Linked DNA regions of Homo sapiens: region 1 is linked to region 2. Evidence: chromatin loops called from intact Hi-C (ENCODE). Cell type or tissue: PC-3. All regions are shown on one strand. Each heading gives the region's core, and the rest is flanking DNA. Links, peaks and the distances in the headings are about the cores only.

The links. Peaks named below come from ENCODE experiments on the same cell type or tissue, not always from the same donor. Only the 100,000 strongest peaks of a DNase experiment are listed, where the experiment ranks them.
Region 1: it touches region 2 in a loop (3-fold over the local background); 2 of 110 quality-filtered maps call a loop at or near these places.

The regions. Positions count from the first base shown.
Region 1 is chr12:77,121,278-77,124,098 of GRCh38, reverse strand. It overlaps LOC105369853 (a long non-coding RNA gene), which reads right to left and starts at 1,692. Exons shown (of 5, transcript XR_945118.2): 1 at 1,477-1,692. In PC-3, for the core only: no CTCF peak of the experiment used is centred there; a DNase peak (open chromatin) is centred at 1,668; H3K4me3 peaks cover 368 bases; H3K27ac peaks cover 1,925 bases.
Region 2 is chr12:77,048,107-77,050,927 of GRCh38, reverse strand. E2F7 (E2F transcription factor 7) reads left to right here. Exons shown (of 13, transcript NM_203394.3): 4 at 184-352. Among named protein-coding and RNA genes, the nearest start is that of E2F7, 16 kb to the left of the region's middle. In PC-3, for the core only: CTCF peaks have their summits at 773 and 973 (motif pointing left); a DNase peak (open chromatin) is centred at 957.

The sequences.
Region 1 (2,821 bases), core at 256-2,755, 73 kb before region 2:
AATATTATTCAGTGCCAAAAGCAGTTAGCTATCATGCCATGAAAAGACATTGAAGGAAACTTAAATGCATATTACTAAGTAAGAGAAACCAATCTGAAAAGGCTACATACTGTATAATTCCCATTAAATGACATTCTGGGAAAGGCAAAACTATGAAGACAGTAAAAAGAGCAGTGGTTTACAGTGAGTAGCAGTAAGAAAACAATAAGTGGGCAGAGCACAGAATATTTTGAGGGCAATGAAACTACTGTGTATGATATTATAGTAGTGAGTACATGTTAATATAAATTGGTCTGAAACTATAGAATGTATAACACCAAGAGTGAACCACGTAAACTGTGGGCCATGTAAACTATGGAGTCTGGATGAAATGATGCATCATGCAGGTTTATCAGTTATAACACAGGTCCCACTCTGGTGGCAGAGGTTAATATGGGGAGAGGCTACATATGTGTGAGGGCAGAGAGTATTGGGGAATCTCTGTACCTTGCACCCAATGTCGCTGTGAAACTAAAACTACTCAAATAATAAAGTCTAATTAAAAAGTTATTACCTTTATAATATTGGTAGCAATGCCCTTGATGTTTAGTATATTATTCTAAGCCAGAATATAATTTTTATAAATAGCTCCTGTCATTTTTTACACCTCTCCTTATCCCACATTTGATTTATTGATGAGTTTTATTCATTCTGCTTCCACAATACATCCTGGGATTTTCCCCTTCCGTTCATTTAGACTGTCATCCCTGTGGGAAAGTCTACTACCATCATCTATCAACTAGGCAATGTATTAAAGTTCTTTCTCTTCATTGTTCTCCCTGATTCCTTTTGTCTCCCTTCAATCCACCCTCCATACAACAGTCTGAGGCTCCTGTCATTCCTCAACTAAAACTCAAAGGCGTCCCCTGTCCTTACAATAAAAATCCAATGCCCTTAACATGACTAAGGTGTAAGAAGCCCTGTGCTGATCTAGCTTCTCAAAACTTATTCTAACCCATGACCACTCTCCTCTTTATTTCCAAAGCTACACTCATATCAGCCTCCTCTAGGTTCCTCATATTAATACTTGCCACATCCTTTCACTAGGGTCTCTGTAAGTGTTGTTTCCTGGGCCTGGCATGGCCTTCTCATTTTCTTCTCTTGAAATTGCCAGCTCAAGTCCCTGCTCAAATGTCACTACCTCAGAGAGACTTTCCTAACCAGATAACCTAAAACTGGTTCACTGCCAGCCCCTGGTTCTCTCTCATAGCATCCTACTTTTTTTTCAAAGATCTTTCACAATCTGAAATTTCATCTTTATCAGTATTTACTTCTTTTCCCTCCATTATATAAGTTCTAATAAGGCAAGGACTAGTTTTGTTTTGATCCACTTTATAACAGTACCTAGCACATTGTAGACCCTCATAAAAACATGAATGAATGAAAGGACAAATGAAAAAAAAATCAGTGCTCAAAGATGTAGTAGTCCCTCCTTACCTGTGGTTTCACTTTTTCCAGTCTCAGTTACCCACAGTCAACTGCAGTACAAAAATATTACATAGAAAATTCTAGAAAGAAAAATTCATGAGTTTAAAATTGTGTGCTATTCTGAGTAGTATGATGAAATCTCAGGCCATCCTGCTCTGTCTCATGTAGGGACGTGAATCATTCCTTTGTCCAGCATATCCTTGCTGCCTAATCAACCAGACTGTTAGTCACTGAGCAGCCGCCTCAGTTATTAGGTTAACTGTTGTGGTATGTCAGTGCTTGTGTTCAAATAATCTTTATTTGACTTCATAATGGCCCCAAAGCGCAAAAGTAGTGATACTGGCAACTCGGATATGCCAAAGAGAAGCTGCAAAGTGCTTCCTTTAAGTGAAAAGGTGAAAGCCCTTGACTTAATAAGTAAAGAAAAAAATCATACACTGAGGTTGCTGAGATCTATGGTAAGAACAAATCTGTCAAACTGTGAAGAAGGAAAAAGAAATTCATGCTAGTTTTGCTGTCCTACCTCAAACTGCAAAAATTATATCCACAGTGCATAAGTGCTTAGGCAAAATAGAAAAGGCATTAAATCTGTAGGTAGAAGACATAAACAGAAATTTGTTCCAATTGACAGCAATCTGGTTCACTACTATCCACAATTTCAGGCATCTTGGAACATATCCCCTACAGATAACGAGGGACTACTGTATACAACATTTGTTCAAAGTAGGAGCTAATCCTGTTCTAAGTCAGAAATAAAACCATAATTCCTTCTGTTTTCATCCAGCTCTTGAGCCATTGTATTATACTTTTCCTCAAGGAGCATAAAGGATTGTTTTTCTGGTTATACATAGAGTAGAATGGCAGAAACTAAGGACTTTCAGAATTCAAACCCCTAATTCAAAACTGCCACATTCCATGACTAATGTGAACCATAGGCTATCACTAATATAGATTAAACTATTGTGAATATGACTATTATTCTTAATCAATAATTATTGACAACTATATTCAAAACTGGAAGACCCAGAGAATAGTTGCTACTTCAGTGGATTTTTCACTGAATCATAACTTCAATATAATACCTTATTTTACTGTTAAATCTAAATTAATGAATGTTATCATGAATTAATATGAGCAACTTTTATCATAATATCATATATATTTGTTTTGATGACTCTGTGTACTGTTTCATTTTTACCCACTAGCTTTCCAGTTATCTTCTGTTTAAATTTGAGCAACTTTGAAAACGAATGAAGTTTATAAGCTCTACTGAGAATGTAAAACATTGCATGCTAAATTTGTTTGAAGTTTTTCTATTTTATATCACTTATTAGTCACAGACTGCACAACTTGG
Region 2 (2,821 bases), core at 20-2,519:
TCAGTCCAGAGAAGACAATAGATAAAACATTCAGGGAATTAGATTAGGAAATGTATTTTAACTAGAATCTAGGATGGTATGGATTGAGATGTCCCCCCAGTTTGCCAACACTGGCCATTGCCATTTCTCCATTAGGATGTTAACTGTGACATCTTCCCCCTCCCTTCTATCTGCCCTCTGTAGCTTGATGTTGTTGGGGACAGTGCTGTGGACGAATTTGAAAAGCAAAGGCCAAGCAGAAAACAGAAAAGTTTAGGACTCCTGTGCCAGAAGTTTCTAGCTCGCTATCCAAGTTATCCCTTGTCAACTGAGAAAACTACCATCTCCCTAGATGAAGTTGCTGTCAGTCTTGGTATGTATCATCAGATTACCTGGAGGTCTGTCTCCAGTTACAGTGGGAAACTGGTTTCCTTGGGCAGGCTGAAGGCTTGAAGTAGAGTGGGCCCCTCAATCGGGTGAAGACAGAGGAACAGGCAGAGCTTCCTTTGTCATCGTCAAATTTGTTTTCATTATACATGGAATTTCAGGGAGCCTTTTAGACCTGAGGACCAAATGAAAATGCAGTCTTTTTTAACCTTAAAAAATATTTCTATAATAAGTAATATTTTTATAATAGAGTTACATTACAAATTAGTATCTCATATTTTAAATTCATCTTACTTCAGACAGACGCAAAACTATTTAGAAATAGCCTGCTTTTTATTTTTAATAATGCTTCCAGGAGTTCAGAACTAGTGTTATTTCAACTTTGTAAAGCAAGATTTGAGAGGAAGAGCATTATGTTTAAAGCCCTATACAATGATTGGCACAGCAAGTGGGTCAAATTAGAAAAAGGTCATTTGGACATAACTCAAACAACTAAACCTTATAACAAAGAAGAATCCGTGTGTGCACGTGCATGAGTGTATGATGTGAGATGGGTGTGTGTGCTGGAAATATGTATACACCTGCTTCAGAATAGAGACCCCTAGTGGACATTGCAGTTAGTTCCAGAGTGAACATATTGTTGACACTCGTTAAATAAGCAGAAATCACAATGACATGAAGGTGTCAGGGTGTCCCCTTAAAAATAGGAAGGTTTTACATACACACAAAAAAGAAAAAGTTCTGAACAAATCAGCTAAATAAATAAATGATAGATTATAATTTTTAGTTTGTTTCTTAGTTCTATTTCTTCCATATCCTAGAGAAATGTGCCCAAGTAGAGGAAAGTCTACTTGAATTATTCAAGCTGAAAGCTAAACAGATTTTGGTTGTTGGAAACTGAGAAGAAGAGACAGTGGGTTATGATAAGAAGACCATGGGCTGGGCTTTGGGTCACATAGGGCTGGATTTGAAGCCCAGCTCTCTAATTTACAGGCTGTAAGAGCTTTAAAAAGTGAAGTAACCTTCTTTTGGTCTATAACTTGGAAACTGCAGCACCTACCTTGCAGAGATATAGCAAAGTTAGGGATAATGTCAGTAACATGCCAAAGTCAATGGCTGGCATGGAGAGCTCTTATTATGTGGAACAGTTTCTAGTCAGCTCTTACTAGAATGTTGATACCCTAGCTGTCCTGTCCATCTCTATAGGAAGAGGAAGTAGAATGCTATGGTTTGGGGGCCGATTTGGAGCCCAGAAGTATAATATAGTATTCTAGGATTGGGGGCAATTAATCAAGAAAGGGAAAGTGAGCCAACTGAACATCAAAAAATTGGGTCCCCTTGCTGGCCCTGGGTGTATCAGTTGCATTCACATGGCATTTCTAATGGGAGGGTATATGGAATGTTATACTCCCTCAACAAGATGTGTTAATATATGAAAACAGACTAGAATAAAGAAGCAGGCAGTTTTAGGCAAGGGACTGCTGACTGCTCCTGCCAGCATCTTCCAGTAGGCATGGTGAAAATCCAGTTGAGGGCTTTTGGGTCCAGGGTCCTAGAAAGTAGTCTTACAGTAATGAAGGTAAAATGAAAGATCATCTGATATCCTTTTCATTGGGGTTCATGAAGCCTACTTCTTCCATGTACCCAACTTCCATTGAGGAGTGTTACACTGGTGTCACTGCAGAAGACAAAGGATTAGATGTTGGAGGGCCGTGTTACATCCCAGGGAGGACAGAAAAGTGGACTCCTACTTTTGTATGGCTGCAGATCGTTGTGCACATCCCCATGTTATGGCTGCCTGGAGCAGAACTCCAGAGATTTTTCCACAGCTTCCCAATGCCTCCTGATCACCCAGACCTACCAAACAAGCATGCCATCTTTTCATGTGACATCATAAAATGGCGTCCCTTGCTGGAAGCTGTTTCACTGACGACTGTCTTTTGGGGTTGAGTCTGAAGTCTGTGCTACATCCCAGGTTACAGACTGCAGGACTGTATTTAACTAAGGACGTGCAGAGCATTCAAATTGCATTGTTTTCCAGATTCCAGTGCCATGTAGATTTAACACTGGATATCATGGGTAACAGTTTAGAGAACTGGAAGTGACTTAATAGCACAGCCTAGGAAACTGTTTTCTGGGCTGAGAATTCTTAGTAAGTCCCATCAGCAACTAAGGGAAGCATAGCAAAAATTAGTAAATCCTTGACCATATAACTAATGCTGTGATTGGGATTAATAGAATGACCTCAATACAAAAGAAAAAGAAGACTGAATGCAAGGAAAACTGTTCTGACAGAGCAAGCCCCCAGAGTAACCTACGGGTCTTGAGACCTGTGAAGTGGAACTTTTTAGTGCACCAGCCAGTGGATGGGTAAACTCAGTTCAGATGAAAGAGGTAAGGGATTGTGCAGACAGGCAGCTCTCATGTTGGTTTTCACCAAAAGCACCTACTAAAC